Regions from separate parts of the Mus musculus genome. Here regions 2 and 3 are each linked to region 1. The links are chromatin loops, found by intact Hi-C in ENCODE. Cell type or tissue: left cerebral cortex. All regions are shown on one strand. Links, peaks and the distances in the headings refer to the core of each region. The heading gives the core; the rest is flanking DNA. Region 1 holds the start of Klhl42 (kelch-like 42). Region 2 holds the start of Ccdc91 (coiled-coil domain containing 91). Region 3 holds the start of Mrps35 (mitochondrial ribosomal protein S35).

The links. A loop is a pair of places that touch in the nucleus more often than their neighbours do. Peaks named below come from ENCODE experiments on the same cell type or tissue, not always from the same donor. Only the 100,000 strongest peaks of a DNase experiment are listed, where the experiment ranks them.
Region 2: it touches region 1 in a loop (4-fold over the local background); 2 of 42 quality-filtered maps call a loop at or near these places.
Region 3: a loop joins it to region 1, with 2.4 times the contacts of the local background. A loop is called at or near these places in 7 of 42 quality-filtered maps.

The regions. Positions count from the first base shown.
Region 1 is chr6:147,087,560-147,093,618 of GRCm38, reverse strand. Klhl42 (kelch-like 42) reads right to left here and starts at 2,544. Exons shown (of 3, transcript NM_001081237.1): 1 at 1,252-2,544. The coding sequence starts at 2,087. In left cerebral cortex, for the core only: a CTCF peak has its summit at 4,893 (motif pointing right); DNase peaks (open chromatin) are centred at 1,247, 1,918, 2,134 and 2,660; H3K4me3 peaks cover 2,429 bases; H3K27ac peaks cover 1,863 bases.
Region 2 is chr6:147,473,160-147,479,218 of GRCm38, reverse strand. Ccdc91 (coiled-coil domain containing 91) reads right to left here and starts at 3,348. Exons shown (of 13, transcript NM_025911.2): 1 at 3,160-3,348. Gm6288 (a long non-coding RNA gene) reads left to right here and starts at 3,400. Exons shown (of 4, transcript XR_869623.3): 1 at 3,400-4,103. In left cerebral cortex, for the core only: a CTCF peak has its summit at 2,737; DNase peaks (open chromatin) are centred at 2,197, 2,923 and 3,289; H3K4me3 peaks cover 1,605 bases; H3K27ac peaks cover 1,356 bases.
Region 3 is chr6:147,039,961-147,046,019 of GRCm38, reverse strand. It overlaps Mrps35 (mitochondrial ribosomal protein S35), which reads right to left and starts at 3,250. Exons shown (of 8, transcript NM_145573.2): 1 at 3,120-3,250. The coding sequence starts at 3,225. In left cerebral cortex, for the core only: a CTCF peak has its summit at 3,267 (motif pointing right); DNase peaks (open chromatin) are centred at 2,255 and 3,254; H3K4me3 peaks cover 1,668 bases; H3K27ac peaks cover 1,210 bases.

The DNA of each region.
Region 1 (6,059 bases), core at 397-5,396:
TATTGAATCTGAGGCCTCAAAATTCTAGGCTAGTGCTATCCCTCTAAGACACCTTTCCCCTACTCTTTCTGGTTTTGCTACATTATCCAGGCTGGCCTGGAATTCACTCTGAAGGCCAGGAAGAATTTTAACTTGGAATCTGCCTGCTTCAGCCTTCCAAGCAGCTGGGGCAACAAACCCTCTCTACAAGCCCTGACTTGTCCCCCAGGCCACTTGGGAAAGATGGGTGAAGTGGAAAGGAATGCATCTTCAAGCCATAAGAGGGGGAAATTGAACAGTACGAGTTGGTTTTTGTCATTCCTTCAACCACTGACATGGTAGATGCCTTACATTTGAAGTTATAAGTTACAGATTATTTATTGTAGAAAGCCAATACTGTACTGTACACCTTTAGTCCCAGCTCTCTGAAGGCTGGAAGGCAGAGGATGGCAGACCCTCATGCCTAGGAGTTCAAGACCAGCCTGAGGAACATACCAAGATAAAGGAAAACCATCTGAACATATGCAGGAGGGTATATATATATATATATATATATATATATATATATATATATATATATATATATATATATATGCGCTAATGTATATATGCATAGGTGTATATGTAGGGTTTATATGTACATGCTAAAGCTACCCACAAGGGACTCAGGCATCCAGACCGGGGAGTCTGAGGCATCCCAGATAGACAACAGACTTGGAGAGACAAGGGTACGCCCATTCTGTAGCTGACCGCTCCAGGCTCAAGTTTTGGGTCAAAGATGATTGCCGTCTTAGAAGGAAATAAGAAACAAAAGTGAGGATGAAAAGAGAAGAGAATCCTCTCTGGCAAATCCCTTACACCATCCTAGGGAGAGGGGATGCACGCTCTCCTACCCAAGTGAGAAGGATCCAAAGTCACTGTCAGCAACAACAAAAATTTCTGAAGCCAGAATTACAAGTTACTGCTAGTGTCTCCGTAATTCGGGTCAGACAAGTTAAAGAAAAGCGAAGGAAAAACAACCGTTATCTTTCCCAATAGCCTTCTCTGCAAGCCGGTCTAAGGCAGAGAAACCATTCTTACCTGGGGCCTGCACCTGAAAGAAGACCACTAGGCTAGCTGACACAGTACTCGTCTTCTTCCTAGCAAGCCCTGGGCTCCCTGGGAACTCCGCCAGAGGCGACAGGCCAGCAGCACTAAGCAAGATGCCATCGCCTCTGGCCAGCAAACACCAGGGCAATGAATGAAGGGTGCAGACACCCCCTTTGCACTTACCGCTTCTGGTTCATGGAGGCCACCTGCAGCCACTCGTTGGTGATGGGATTGTAGGAGTGTGCGGCAGAGATCTCCTGGCTGGTGATCCTGTAACCACCCACGATGAAGAGGTAGTTGTCCAAAATGGCTGAGCCGTAGCCCCTGACGTTCACCAGGTCGGGGGGCAGGTTGTTGGCCAGGGGGAACCAGCGCTCCGTGGTCTCCTCGTACCTAAGCATGGACGGGGGTTCCCCCTGATACGGGTGCGGGGCAAGGGGTCCCCCGAGGAAGTCCCCCAGGGCCACCAGGACCGGGGTCCCGCGCATGCGGGCCTCCCTCAGCCTCTGCTTCAGGCTGCAGTCCCCGGGGGCCTGCGGCGGCGACAACAGTAGCGGGAATTGCGGCTGACACAGCACCTGGTGGAAGCGCAGCACCATGAAGCGCAGGCAGGCGTCCTGCAGGTCGGGCAGTCCGTACACCTGCGCCAGGCGGTACAGCTCCAGGCAGTTGCCCAGACGCACGTGCGACAGCAGCAAGCGCAGAAGCGCCGTGACCTGCAGAAAGGACGCGGCCTCCACCATCTCGGACAGCACACTAGCCTCGGCCAGCTCGTCCTCGCTCAGGCCCCAGCCCTCGCGCGCGCCGCCCGCGTTGATGAAGTCCAGCACCAGCCGCAGGCCCGGAGCGCTCAGGCCGCGCAGCTGCTGCACCTCCGGGCCCACCTCGGGCCGCACGGCCTCGCGCATGCCGGAGCGGTAGAGCGCGCGGAAGTAGTCGCTCTGTTCGATCAGCTTGCTCTTGCTCACCGGGTAGCAGCGGTCTTCCAGGCGGATCTGCACCATCTCCTCGGCCGACATGGCTGGGCCGCTGCGCCCCGCCGCTCGGCCGCTCAGGCTCCTCCCCCGGGCGCACAGCCTCCGCCGAGCCCGGCCTGCGCTCTCGCTTCCTTCCTTCCGCCGCCGCGGGCCGCGGGCCCCGGGCTCAGCCCCGCCGGTGCGTCACACGCCCTCCGAGTAAACGGCCTCTCTGATCTTTAATCCATGTGTCTATGTGGGTTCCTCCGCTACAATGCAGGTGCCAGGAAGCCAAAGGCGGCAGATCACCCTGCAGCCTGAGGTAAGGGCGGTTGTGAGCTGCCCTACGCGGAAACGGAGCTCCTGTCCTCCGCAGCAGGAGTGTGCACTCTTAACCACTGTGCATTTCTCCAGCACGGTGTTGTTAGGAAACAAACAAACGCGTCGGTTCGCGGTGCTCGCCCCCTACGCACAAGTCACCGTACTTGATCTTCTGGTGTTTCCCGCAGCCCCACAGTCCCTGTGTGAGTTTTCCTGGGCCAGTCAGTACTGCGAGGTTTTAGATCCGCGGGGTGGTTCCAGAGTGGACTAACGGATTACTAGGGCTAAGCAATTTATTAGAAGAGTTATTAACTCCATGGACAAGACAGACAGATAGGAAGGCAGGCAGTGGCATGGTTCAAACCCCAGCACCAAGACAGCAGAGTCTCTGAGCAGCAAAAAGGGCAGGTGGGTGGAGAGGATGCGGAGATGGGGATGCGGAGATGAAGATGCGTCAGAGCTGTCCCCTCTGGGTAGCACTTGCCCGCTCTCATCCCTATCTACCCCACCACCACCATCCCATCATAGCTGTTAGGAAAGAACATTTTCCTATGTTCCCTGGCGGGACGCTTGGTTAGAAGGCTGGATCCCAAAGGCTGTAATGAAGCGATAGTGTCTGCCCTGGTACCCATGGTGCCCTGCCTTGCATTCCCCAGCATTACTGTGTCCGTCGGCTGCTTCACAGAGAGAGGGCTGTCGGCCATTATATTCTGCAGAATACACACAAAGGTAAGGAACTATGAAGTACAGAAAACATTCTAGCAGGATCCGGCCTTCCCATGGGAAAGAGACACAACACATGGACCTGAGGCTTGCTATGCCTTACTTTCTTGGATACTCTGAGAAACTTGGAACACAGCCCCGTGATTGACAGGCCTGCAATCATTCCTGGCAGGCTTCCGTTCCCCATCTGTCACTCTCAGTGTTTGGGGTATGAGGAGGGTTTCAGGTGAGGGGCCAAGGATTTAGTAGATTCTACAGCAAGGCAAAATGCCACAGCTACCATTAGACATCAGGCTGGGGGCTTCTGGGAGGGCTGACTTAAAAAAGGCTGGACCTGGATCTGTCTGCGCCTCCATCAGCAAGGCAGGATTCAGTGAGTCACCAGAAGAACAGGCTCTTAGTCTCTGGCTCTTTAGAATCTTTACCAATGGAAGCTTTTGTTTCCAGACCAACTGGTATTCTCTTGCCTTTTAAAACAAACCAGAAAGCCAACCTTTGAGAATGATTCTCATTAGAGAGGCAATTCAACCCTGGTCACATTACCACAGTGAGGTCAGCTGGACTGCAATCTGAAGTGGTACCTGACAATACTGGGCACCGCTCCTGCAAGATTTTAACCCCTGGCCATACGATGGGGCATCTTAAAAGATCCAATAACTTCAGTAAACCACACAGTGTTCTAAAAAGCTGGGCATAAAGACAAATACATATAAACTTCTTTGTTACAAAGTATTTAAGCTATAGTAGTATCAAGGCTTCATGAACACGTTGTTTAATGTCATCATTGAGTGGATGAAGCTGTCATTGATCATTAAACACTGACAATTGGTGCTCAGGGTCACAGCCCTAAGGGGCTCACTGCTGTTGCTTTGCTAAATGGATATGCTATCAAGTTACCTTCTGAATACTTACGTTCATAGCCACAGATCAGTGCTGCTCTCCATCCGCCTTGGCCCAAGAAGTCTCTGTCTGTAGTGGGCAGACAGCTCATCAAAGTGCTGAGAACAAGGGACTGGGTGTTCAGCCCTAACCGGACTTCTATAGCAACCTCTCCCCACAAGCTCAGGGAACTACTTGGAAGAAGGGGCTAAAAGAGCATAAAGGTGGGAGAGTGGGGAGGATTTGCTGTGGAATGTGTGTCTTTTGTACGGGAAGAGGAGATCACACTGGTGAGCTCTCAGAACTATGGTCTGCACTAGATAGCCAACAAGAAGAATGGTCAACATTCCAGCAAGGTTACCAAAAAAAGAAGAAGAAGAAGAAGAAGAAGAAGAAGAAGAAGAAGAAGAAGAAGAAGAAGAAGAGGAGGAGGAGGAGGAGGAGGAGGAGGAGGAGGAGGAGGAGGAGGAGGAGGAGGAGGAGGAGGAGGAGGAGGAGGAGGAGGAGGAGGAGGAGGAGGAAGAGGAGGAAGAAGAAGAGGAAGAGGAAGAGGAAGAGGAAGAAGAAGAAGAAGAAGAAGAAGAAGAAGAAGAAGAAGAAGAAGAAGAAGAAGAAGAAGAAGAAGAAGAAGAAGAAAGCAAGCCAGCCAGCCAACAGAGGGCCTGAAGCAGGAAGGGGATATTTACTGGAAGTGTTTGGGGGAGGAATTAATTGGTGGAGAGTATGCTCCAGATATATTATGTACATGTGTGAAATTGTCAAAGAGGAGATTAATTCAAAAATATTTTGTGCAAATTAACAAGCACATCCATATCATTAGCATACAAATTTTGTTTTAATACATGGTAAAATTCTATGCATTTCAAAGATTTGTTTAAAATAAAATTCTTTTTTTAAAAAAAATATTTATTTTGTACACAGTTTCTCTCTTCAGACGCACCAGAAGAGGGCGTCAGATTCCATTACAGATGGCTGTGAGCCACCATGTGGTTACTGTGAATTGAACTCAGGACCTCTAGAATCGTCAGTGCTCTTAACTCCTGAGCCATCTCTCCAGCCCCAAAATAAAATTATTTCTGGTTTACTATCAGTGAATGTTTGATTTGTGCATCTACTATACACCTGGGGTCAAGAAAACACTCTCTGGCAAAATAAGTCATGTGACAAACACCTTTAATTTCAGAATTTAGGAGGCAGAAGGAGTCAGATCTGAGTTTAAGGCCAGCCTGGTCCCCATAACAAGTCCCAGGCTAGCCAAGCCTGCACTGGGAGACAATGTCTCAAAAACATAGGTGTTGAAAGTGAGGAAAGTTGACTTGTCTCTCAAAGTCAGCGTTCCCAGATCAGTGGCAGAACATTTAGCCAGCACACACAAGGTCCTAGGTCTCCATGACAGCACCAAAACCAGAAAAGATCCTGTTAGAAATAACTAACAGACGGCTGGTGGTGCTCACACCTTTAGTCACAGCATCCAGGAGGCAGAGGCAGGCCTACCTGAGTTCAAGGTCAGCCAGGACTACATAGAGAAACCCTGTCTGGAGAAAAGGGGGGGGGGGCACGAGCAGGGCAGAGAGAGAGAGAGAGAGAGAGAGAGAGAGAGAGAGAGAGAGAGAGAGAGAATAAATAAGGTTATGTCCAGCTGGCTGGCTGGTGGGGTGGCTGGGCAGGTCAAAGTGCTTGCTGAGGACTCCTGATACTCTGAGTTTGAACTTCGGAACCATGTGGTAGCAGGAAAACCCAACTCTGGCAAGTTGTCTCTGCCCACCACATGGGCAAACACGAAGTGGCTGTGAGACATGCGCATTCGAATGGTGTTCAGCAGGGAGGCAGGTAGGTGGGGTCACAGAGTTACTGGGGATGGAGCCATATGCCTTTTCAAGGCTGTCATATTTCCCCTTCGTTATGAGCATGCTGAATTGGGGTCGAATTCTTAGTTTCTTTTAGGCTTACAAGAAAACTACTGGCCCTAAGAAGTAACCAGAATATATACAATTGCATTTATCGCAAAATTAAACATTTTAAATATATTTCTTTTTCTACTTTTTTCCTTTTAAGTTTTGTTTTTGTTTTCTTTGTTTGTTTGTTCTTCGAGACAGGGTTTCTCTGTATAGC
Region 2 (6,059 bases), core at 508-5,507, 390 kb before region 1:
CTACAACATTTGAAACAATTTGAAAAGTAACCAAGCTAGAGAATGAAGCCTTCTGACTTTAAGACATTCTATAAAACTAGAGATGCACAGAATGATGAAACAGAAGAGAATGCCAGAAAGAGACAGAGCCACACGTACACAGTGAATTGCCTTCTCACAAAGTGCCAACAAGAATCCTGCTCAAGGACAGTAAGAAAGTTTCCCTCAGATGCAGCCAAATTCATGCATCTGTAAAGGAAAGGCTCAAAGAAAGCCACAGCCTACACCTTACATTATAAAGGAAGAGTAACTGACAGCATATCCTAAACACAATATCTAAAACTAGAAAAGGTCTAGAGAAAAACAGAAATTCTTTGCAACCTTGGACAGTGTACAAATTAATTTTTTAAAAAAAGGAAAAAGAACTGATCCAATGGATTTCATCAAAACTGAAATTTCACTCACACATTTCACGTGTCAGGAAAAGAAGCAAGTGGCAGACTCAAAGAAAACACTTGTGGACATACATACACATTATACACACACACACACACACACACACACACACACACACACACATGTATATGTAAAACTAAAGTTTGTGCCCAGATTGTATAGGATTTTTTTAATTAGACAATTAAAAACTCACAAAACACTTTGGAGGGATGCCTCTTGAAAGAACATACAAACAGCAACAACAGCACAGGAAAATGTCTTACAAGTTAGTTAACTAGAATCTCAAAATCATCTGTGAGATCCCGGCATGGAGGCACACAGCTGTAATCCCAGCCTCAGGAGGTGACAGCAGGATGATCAGGAGTTCAAGGCTAGCTTCAACTACGGAGCCAGTTGAAGGCAGAGTGGGCTATTTGAGAACCTCAAATTTAAAAAACGAAAACTCAATGACTCATGAGGAAACTCCTTCGGAAGTAGCTAAAGCAGGAGCTAAAATGCCTAACTGACACATGGCAACATGAACCATGCATCTCACTGGCAGGACTGCAGCACACAGCAGCCACCAGGGTAAACAGCAGAGCTAAAACGTTACCCATGCAGCTGCCACCTGGTCCAGCACCCTGCTTCTCAACACTGAACCAAAGAAAATGAGAACTTTTCTCTCTAAAGACTTAAATATGACTGTCCCCCCAAAATGCATTTTTACTAACAGCTTCATCCCAAAACACAAAACTCAGAAACTCCTAAATGTCCACCAACTAGTGAGTGAGTGACTACACTGTGGCCTACTCACAGACAGAAGTACCATGTCCCCTTTTTACGGAGACACCAAAAGGGCTAGAAAAGCATTCTGGGGGGAAAAAGTACGAACAAGGGACTGTGCTTCATCTTTCCACTTACATGACTCCAGAGAGGAAAAACCCAACAGAGGATGAATCTGTAGCCATCCTGGGGGATCCCAATGAGCAAACCGTGGTGATGTTATATGACCAGGCACACTTGTAAGAGTGAGTGCACACGAAGACATACTGAATTAGTTTACCCTGAACTAAACTCTAAGAAATGTCCTTCAAGAAAAGGTACATCAACTCTAGTTCAAATAAACTAAACCCAAGTTATTGGAAACTGAAGAAAGGAGACAACCAGAACCCGAACCCTAAACTGTACCAAGTTAACATGCACATTAATACAGAGTGGCCTTTCAAACGTTTACATCCTACAGGAAAGACAACACTTAATGGTAAGTTATACGGAAACAGTAGCCAGCAGGGCACTGTGATTGTGATCCTTAGAACTTAAACATTTTTCCTCCTTTTTCATTAATAGAAAGATCTCACCCACCTTAATTGATTCCCACTTGGCTTGTGTCATAGAGAGAGATTCCCTTCAAAGTTTCCTTTATTAATAAAAATCCTATATTCTTTACAAATCTGATAGTACCTGGGTGTTCAATAAAATGTCCCAATTGATGACAGGCTCTTTCTCTCTCACACACACACACACCCCAGAGAGAGAGAGAGAGAGAGAGAGAGAGAGAGAACAAACAATGGATGCTTCTCTAGGTGATTTCCTAAAGTTTTCTTTTTCTGTGAAGTATTATGATGATTAATATTTTTCTTAAAAACTCAAAAATCCTGGACTTTCTCATTTTGTTTTATGTTTTTTTCCAATTTGGAGTATGGTGTTGCTAGGCAACCAGTTCACAGTTCCCAGCCCACTGAAACATCTCTAGACATCCTAGGAGACACCAAACTTCCTCACCTCTCACCAGGCAATTCTTCACACATTAACACACCACATAGTGGCACCAAGGTGCAGCGGACCTAGCATCTTCCTGAGCCATTTATCCCAACAGGTGAGGTTCAAACAACCCCAAAAGCAACACAAGGTGTGGCTAAGATGACTACAAGTGCACTTCTCCTCGGTTTCTGTCGCCCAGGAAACTGTGAGTACTCTGCAGGCTTTTGTCTTAAATCCTGAGGTGACAGCTGACCCACCCTGTGACAAGATGGCAATCCCTCAACCACGCAGCATGCAAACATGTTCCATAGCCTTCCACAGAGCCGGGAAGTTTAAAACTAGGGGCGAAGACGTGTCAATGTCTGCACAGTGGAGGGATAAGTCGGAATTCGTGGGCGGCCTCTGAGGGACCTAAGCTGAGCCCAAAGCCTTCACTTCCCCAGAGCGGAGGGCCAAGATCACGGCGGCCTCACCATCCCAGAGCTGTCAGAGCAGCTGACAACTCTTGTGCAAAGCTCCCTCCTGCGGAGGCAGCCGCGCAGACGCGGCATCCTGGGGGGGCGGGGAAAGGTGTGTAACAGACAGAGGCCAAGCGCTCCGCACGATGCTCGCCTGGGGTGAGAACCCGAGACGCCACTGAGGGTGTGTCCAGCGATCAGCTCTCCAGAACTCCGAGTGCACAGTGCGCGCTTTCCCAAGGTCTGAGACCGGAAGGGGTGCGCCGCTCGGCACCGACGGGAACCGCATCAGGGTCAACACTTCCGTTCCGCCGGGGCAACTACAGCGCGGACAACAAGCGGACTTACTATGGCTCTCCACTCGGGACTACCCAAGTGCAGGGCCCCGCGGGCGAGGGCGGGAGCGAGGTGTCTCCCTGACCCAGGTCCCGTGAGTCGCCCGGCCGCGGCCTCGCGACTCGCAGTAACTTGGTCACGTTCCCACCCGCGGCCGAGACCCGGACCCAGACGGCGAGCACCCGATTACCTGCGCCCACCGCAGTGCTCCCCGCGCTGTTGCGCGTCACACCCGGCTCTCAGACACTGGCTCCGGGACACCGGCTACGCAACCACCCCCCTCCCGGTGACTGCTGGCCCAGGAACCCACGTTCGGGCAGCCCACACACCACCCGGCGTCCAGGACATCCTCACCGGAAGTTGATTTCTACCTAGGCCCGCCCAGGCCTGCGCGCGGCGCTCCAGGCATCCGCGGGCGCATCACATGACCCCCCAAGAGGAGGCCAGCTGAGCCTCATCTGAAGAGAGACCTGACCTGTGAAGTGGATTGACCTGATATACACTGGCCTGACCATCCTCAAAAACTACATCATGTCTTTATCTTTTGTCCTGAGCCAAAACAAACTATTCAACAGATATTCCTCCTAACAGAGATTCAGCTGGCTAGGCCACAAGAAGAACCTCCTAGTTGAGTGATTCTCAGGTAATTGACTCTGCTATAGATTGGCTTCGACTTAACGCTTTTCCTGACCTTTCTCAAGATCTACCTCCTAGTAAAGGTTCTCAATCTCTCTTAGTGACAGGCCCATAAAACCACCTACCAAATCTGAATTTTTCTTCTGTCCAGAACTCGAATCTACCACGAGAAGAGCCTTTGCCTCTTACAAACAACCAAAATGTGAGAACTGAATAAAGCACCCGGCACTATGACATGCTCAAGAAATGTTTGACGTGATGTCTGGACCTATCGGCTTAGCGGAACTCTCAAGTTCCTGAACGTGCCCAAGCTGAAAGCTTCTCTAAACCACTGGATTTTAAAGATCTTCAGCGCTAGGACTGTAGCACTTGTAATCAACTCTCTCATAGCAGTTCGTTCATATTCCACTAAAAACAGTTGTTTTTTAGCTGTTCCACATCCTTACAGCAAAGCTGTCAGTCAACATCTTTTCCTGAAGGGAATATGCCATACACTTGGTAGGTTTTTGTTTGAAGGGGAGAGTAATTGTGTAGACTGTCGTGACTGTTACATAGAAATGGTCAACAGGTAGCACACTTCTCAGATGGTTTAGACAACATTCACTTAATTTTTATTGAACGTATACCATTTACTTGGAACTAGTCAAGTGGTAACAATCTGGGAATGAACCAAATATATCCAAGATATTTTACTGCCTAGTGCCCTGATCGTTTGAATGTGAGTCTGTGGACAACTTCTAATCTTCACACAGAGAGCATTATTGGGAATTGCTTTTCTCTTCCTTCCACTGAACAAAATTGACTGAACTATCTTTAATCTCTGTACTGAGTGGGAAGTATCAACAGGATCTTGACATGCCTTCACTGAGCTGGGCAACTTGAAGTCCTTAGTGAACAACTAATACTGAGCAGGTCACCTCTTCTGACCTTTTCCATCCTGCCCATTCTTTGCACAAATAAGTTGTATTTCTCTTATAGAAATTTGATGCTTCCTTACACACATATACTTTTTTAATTTCCAGTTGAGCACCAAGTCAAGGACCACTTCTTTGTATACTCAGCAAGCTGTTTCCCATTTCTCCTTTACATCTAGTCTAGTAGTCAAGAAAGTGGAAATACATTCAATAAGCATTTCATAAACTGATAGTCAATATCTATGTGTCACCTTATCTTTTCTCTTTGTGCTTGAAATTTTAATGCCTTTGGGTTTCCATCGAAACATCTGACCCAACAAAATGACCGTTTATCCCTACTGCCACCACTCTAGTTTCAGATCACTGTGTATCGGTCATCAGAATCTCACCTCAGAAACCCCACAAAGTAATTGGTAATTTTATCTTTAAATGTTTAACATGCTTACATGTAAGCACCCATCACCACATCAACTTTATTCTTTCCAGCTGTCAAAGGAGATTCCATGCTCCTCAGCAGTTATTCCCTTCCTCCATCTCTTCACACATCACACCTGCCCTAGGCAACATTAATCCACTTCCTCAAGATATGTCTAATTACATACAAAGTGTGACCTTTTGTGCCTGATCTGACCCACTTAGCATAATGTTTTGTGAGTCCACTTACATGAAGTACTTCTGTGAACAGTCTTCTAGAAGCTTTGTGGATAGATATTGGACATAGACTATAATTCCTGAGTCACATGCTAGTTCTACCCTTTAGGAACTTTGGTCCTCTTCTACACCATGTTACACTCCCTTCTGCAAGAAGGGAGGTCTTTCATATCTTCTGTGTCTCACTTCTGGAGAACAAATCTTGATCTTGATTACTCATCGAAGTGCTTCTACAAGCCAGCTGACACTGCTCTAGACATTTGTTGTGCATATGACTACAAACCCATAGTACCTGAGACGAGAAGTATGGCTCCCACCCTCAAAAAGAGCAAATGTAGAGAAAGATCCAATCAAATCAGAAATGGGGCCTAGCCAAATTAGAGGCGCTGAGTGCTCCTCTCAACCTGGCTAACCAGGAAGTGTTGCTCATTAGAAAGAAAGCTCAAGACAAGCCCTAAGGAATCAATAGGATCAAATCCAGCTAAGAAAGAGGACTATGCTCCAAACAAAGAACAGACAGAGCAAAGAAGGAGAGAAAGAAAAGAAAAGGAAGGGAGGATGGAAGGAAGGATGTGAACTTAATGTTTTCACTTACCTGGAGTTGTAGGATAGATACAATTTGTAGGCAGATATAGTGAAAGCAAAGATGATAGTGGAGACAGGCTGTGACAGCTGTCAGTGTAAAACACAGCCTCCATTCAAGAAAAAAATAAGGGATACTTTATTGCTATCCAAATATAAGTAATTGTGGCCTGGGAACAGTAACTCAAACTACAGTAAAATGATGTGTTCCACCAAGGATGAGATGGTATAACCTTTTCATTGTCACAGGACAAAATAAAGTCAAATAAATCCACTTTCAAACATTGTTGAAGACGTGAGCTAGACA
Region 3 (6,059 bases), core at 316-5,315, 48 kb after region 1:
AACAATAACCCGCTTTCTCTAAGTTGTGAATAATGGGGATAAAGAAACTCCATGGCAATTATGATACAGTAAAGTCATCATCTAAAGAAATACATCCTTCCTTCAGAGTCTTACACAGTAGCCCAGGCTGGTTCTTAACTTGCTGCAATACTTCTGCCTCAGTCTCCCAAGTGCAATTACAGGCATGCAGCATCCATACCCAGCTAAGAAAATATTTTCACGAATTCTAGGCTTTATAGTATAGTAAGCTCATGTTCTGACATAATACCTGTGAAAGTATTCCGAATCTTTAAAGATAGCTGATTTGAAATGTCCAATGACAAAAATGATCAATACCAAAACTCATGAACAGAACATTTCAGTCACAGGACTGTAGAAGTGGTTGGAGTCTTCACATACCAAAAGTTCTTTTACCATAGTTAAACAAATGCTTTGCTATAGAAACAGCAACACTCACTAAGTACTTCTCCATAGACTATCCTAGACTACTCCTCATCACTTATTTAGCCTTACTCACTATGACAAATAAAAGTATTACTGTCTTTTTTAGAGGCCACTTTTAGTCAAGAAAATCAAAGGACAAGATAAGGTGACTGCAGCATAGCATGCAAGATTCCTCATGTTTTGGTCTACTGCCTCCAGCCTTACTTTTAAGAGCTCCACAGCTGCAAGGGGCTTTCAGTACCAGGCCATGTCCCCAGCCCTGTCTCCAATGCTAAACTCTGTTCTCTGCCTGGAACACATTTCCCATGATCCTGGCTCTCCTTCCCTGTCCCTACTCTGTTTCTTCATCTGACATATTTCTATTCATCCCACAATGCTCATTCTTTCCAAAACCGAGGGCTACTATTCATCACAAACCAGGAACACAGTAATGAGTACAACACAGCTTTTGCTCAGTATTGTTGCTGCAGTATATAGCCTGCAGATGGCTGACACCTGTGCTGCTAGTCTGCAGGTGGTCTGTCATGAGATGTCTTCACCTTCCTAACTATGAGAATCAAGTCTCCTAGGGAATCCCTTTCCAGTTTATTACCTGTCCTGGTTAGGTTTTCTATTGCTGCAATGAACGGTCCTGCATACCGATGACAGGCAGATTCATGAAGGGGGGTCCATACTTTTACAACTTAGTAACATTTCATTCTGTGGGTTTTAGAAAAACAGACTTTCAAGGCAGTACTTGCCTGTCAGCTAGACTATGACGCTGATTATACATTTTGTTCTTGTTGTTGACAATCTATACCTTGTTGGATGTTTTCATTAAGAAAACCTCAAATCGGGTTAAAGTAGGGATTTCATAACGAACTCTAGAGTGTGAGAAGAGAGGCAGCCCTAGTGGGTGATGGGAGAATTCTAGAAACCCCAGATACTTTGTACCTCAGCTTTGACTTGGCACATTCATGGTCCTCAGTGAACTTGGAGTTTGTTTGCTTGAATTTCTAAGAGGAATTCCTCTTTCAATGATGGAAGTCTGAGTATTCCAAAATACTGAAGAGATGCCCTTGGCCAGAAGGTAAAGAAGAGATATGCAAGTATATTTCAGGAAGCAGAAACTCTGCTAAAGGAATTCTTAGTCTCTGCCATGGTGGGACAATCTATAGGCTTTTTATGGTACTATTCACTTTTGGGCTGAATCTACAGAGAAATGCGCATCATCCCATCTTGAGTGATGCAGACTAGGAATGTCCGCAACATCAGACTCAGTCTTCAGAGCACAAGGAGATGCTTGCTACTGAGATGCTTATTCCTACAGTGCCAAACAGCTGGCCACAGCTGCATTTAGTTCACATTGCCAAATACCCCTCTTATCTGACCTTATAGATTAGAGAGAGCACAAAAAATAGAAACAAGTAAATGAACTCAGACTCAGTATGGCTGATATTGAAAAAAGGACAGACAACTGAAGAGGGTCACCATATTTAATGTGCATCCACAAGACAGGCTTAGCAAAGGGTTTCTAATCCCTGTAAACGGCACTAACACTCATCCAACGGCTCAGGAAAGGGTTTATCTTCAAGGCCTACATCAAATCCATCAGTAAATCCTACTTGGCTTCATCCTCAAACTACATCCGATAATAAGCCAAACCACCTTCTGCACTGTTACCATCATCTTGCTTGGAATACCAACAGCCTCCAAATAGGTCTTGCAGTCTTACCCTGCTGAAGTGAGTCACCACGCAGATGCCAGTGATAGATCCTTCACAAGTAGAAACCATGTCACTTCTCTATTATAGTGTGATCCTCGACTTCTAACAAAGTCCAAGCTCAAATCAAAACCAAACGCCCCCAAATCCTTAAAGCTCAGCCCACTACTCTGACATCTTGGATTGCCACTCGACCCTTTACTTGAACACCTCTGGCCCGGGTGTCCCTTTCTTTTCCTTGATCATGTCTAACCTCTTTGAGAAGAACAGCGCTCTTCTCTCAAATCGTCGTGACTGCTCAAACATCTTTTCCTCTGGGAGGTTTCTCCTCACTATTCCATCCTACCTTATAGCCACTTCTTCAACAGCATATCGTTTTCAATACTGTGCTTTCTTTTTCTTCGTGATAATAAGTTTTATTGTTACCGTTTACCTGTGTCTACGCGCTACTTCAAAACTTTGATAGACTGCTAACCTCTGCAACTCTGCCTAACACACTTAAGAGAATAAAAGAGCGAAAACTTGGGGATAGACACATCTTAGGACTATGAGGAGCCACTATGATGTATTAAGTAATCTATAATTTGCCCGGAAACCATTTGTGGATTTTCAACAAGGGAGTGGAAAGGCACGACGTGCTGTGAGCAGGTCTGCAGGAGAGCGAGCGCGGAAGGAAGAAGCATGCCCTGCAGGAGAGGCGGCGGGGAAGGCCCTGGTGGGCAGGTGCCCGCTCCTGGCCGAGCCTTTCCTGCTGCCCACTCTTGCACGCGGCTCCCATCGCTGCATTCCCTCCAGCCCCACGCTTGCACCGCCTCTCACACTACAGTGCGCCCCGAACCCCTGCGGTGTGCCGGGCTCAGCGAACGCACTCGTGGAAATGCGCGACGACCTCCAGAAAAACACAGGAAGGTCACGGAGCGCACGGCCTCCTTTCTCCCCGCCCCCCAGCCCGCAGCGACGCACCCACACTCACGCGGGCCGGCTCTCGGAGCCGCGGGGCTGGCGACCGAGGAGAAGGTGCGCAGGACGCGCGCTCCCGGGCACAGGGTCTGCCTCAGCTGCAGCGCGGCGGCCGCCATGATAAAGGACGGCGAGCCGGAGCGGACAAGCACCGCCGGGAGGGGGCGGGACCGGAAGTGTGTAACCTGGGAACGGAAGAGCACTGGGCAAAGGGATAGTGGAGCTGTGGCTCTTGGTTGACTGTTGTGGAATGATGGGGACTCTGACCTAGAAGTCTCACAGTCTACGTCTACTGGCCTGTTTGTTTGTTTGTTTGTTTGTTTGTTTGTTTGTTTGTTTTAATGGCTGCTCTAAGACGTTTTTCTCCTTTCCCGTTTATTTGTATATTTTATGTATATCGGTGTTTTCCTGCATATCAGCACACCATGTGCCTGTATTGCTCACTGCGCCAGCAGCGGACATGGAGTTAGGGAAATAATGGGCTTCCTCGTGGATGCTGGAAACCGAACCTTAGTCCCTTGGAAGAGTAGTCCCTGCTTAATCAATGCACCACCTCTCCACCTCTTCAGCCCATTTTTTTCTTTGTTCCATTTTCTTCCTTCTCCTTCTGCCCTTTCTCTTTCTTTACAATCATGCTGCTCTAGTCTCCCAATTGCTGGAATATAGCATAACACCTAGCTTTTAATTACTCTGTGTGTGTGTGTGTGTGTGTGTGTGTGTGTGTGTGTGTGTGTGTGTGTGTGTGCACTAGTAAGAGAACAGTTTAAGGGAATTAGTTCTTTGGTTCTATCCCATCACCACCTAGGTTCTGAGGGTTAAACTCCAGGGGTAAGGCTTTAACATTTTAGCAGTCTTTATAGTTTTTTTGTTTTGTTTTTTTCCGAGACTGGGTTTCTCTGTGTAGCACTGGCTGTCCTGGAGCTCACTTTGTAGACCAGGCTGGCCTCGAACTCAGAAATCCGCCTGCCTCTGCCTCCCGAGTGCTGGGATTAAAGGCATGCACCATCATGCCCCAATGCCGTTATACTTCTTAAATGACTGCCATCCAACAGAGAAAGTAACAAGCACCAGAGGCAAAGGCCTTGGGGGATGAGGGGACAACACAATGGCACAGTGTGGCTGCACCCCTACCACTTTGTTTGTTTGTTCAAGTGGCCTTTTGAACTAGATTGTTCGAGTTTAAATTTTGACCTTGTCTTTTCATGTATTATTTTTGCGGTGGACCAGAACTGGATTCCTTAGACCAGTGCAGAAAGGCCCATAACCTTAAGTAGCTCTTGCTTCATAGGCTCTGGCTTCCATGAGCACCTGCAGTCATGTGCACAGTCCTATGGCTCACACACACAGATTAAAAATCATCTTTACAAGTAACTCCTTTATAAAGTATCAGTAAGCAAAGATGGTTTACAGTATAAAGCATGTATTAGTTTGCCAGCAGAAGTTTCTAAACTGTAATTTTTCAGCTGGAAAGGCTTTGGAAGTACAATCATCCACTGGTGGCTTATGTTCTTATTAAATTCTGCAAGGGGACTCCACATTTTCAGTTTTCATTGATCTCTACAGATTACATAGGTAATTCTGGGTAGAACAATTGAAAAACTTTAAGCCTTCTTTTTTTAATGGTCGTTTACTAATTTGAAGCCTAGGTTAATATGAGGGATAATTTTCAATAAAAACTAAGTTCTTTTTAAAAAGCATGTGAACAAAGCTCATCTGTTTCCAGATAAAGTACCAATCTCCAGGCAGGGAGAGAGCATGCAGCCGCTTCAGTCACCAGAACAGCACTGATTACATCATGAGATGGAGTTAAGAACGTGCATATGTGTTGGGGAGGGAAGACTGGAGAGGTGGCACAGCACTTAAAAGCAGTAACTGCTCTTCTAGAGGACCCTAGTTCAATTCCCAGCATCCATATGGTGCTTCACAATCATCTGTAATTTCAGCTACAATGCCCTCTTCTGGCTTTCACAGGTACCAGGCATGCATGAGGTGCAAGGACATTCGTGAAGGCAAAATAATCATACATAATAAATAAATAACCTTTAAAAGAAGAAAAAAAAGGCTCTCCATTGGGCATGGTAACACATGCCTTTAACTCAAAAGGCATAGGCAGGTGGTTTTCTGTGTGTTGGAGGCCAGCCTGGTCTATGTAGTGAGTTACAAGTTACCCAGTGATTGTCCTAAAAAAGGAAAAATAAATAAATAAGCCCAGGATCATAGGATCAGAAGTAAGGAGGATACAACATCTGCCCCAACACTGGACGTAACTGAGACCATTGGGACCCAGGCACCCAGGAACTCTGCCCGACCAGTGACATAGGTTTCTTCCAGTCTGAGTCAGTGCCCTAGACAGACCTTGGACACAAACTCTGCAGCCAGTCCTACAACACCCAGAGGAAGCTCCACTCCCAGGCACTCTAATAAGCTCTGGATCAAAGAATCAGAGGTGCCCTGAGCAGACCTTGGGTGCTGAATCCACAGCCAGTCCCACAACACTCAGAAGTAGCTCCACTCTCAGGTGCTCTAACACGCCCAGGATCCCAGGAGCTTGGTCACACCAACATCTCAGAGTCCCTAAGGCAGCTTGACTCCCAGGAGCTCTGACATATCCAGGATCTCAGGATCACAGAATCACAGGATCACAGAGACAGCTGAACTCTGAGGAGTTCTGACACAACCAGGATCACAGCAAGGACAGACTCATGTCAGATATTAGGAGGGCAGGTAGCAATAGTGATAATCAGATAGCGTGAGGCAAGCGCAAGAACATAAGCAACAGAAACCAAGGTTACTTGGCATCATCAGAACCCAATTCTCCCACCATAGCAAGTTCTGGATACACCATCATACCAGAAGAGCAAGATTCATATCTAAAATCACTTCTCATGATGATGATAGAGGACTTTAAGAAGGACATAAACAACTCCCTTAAAGAAATACAAGAGAACACAGG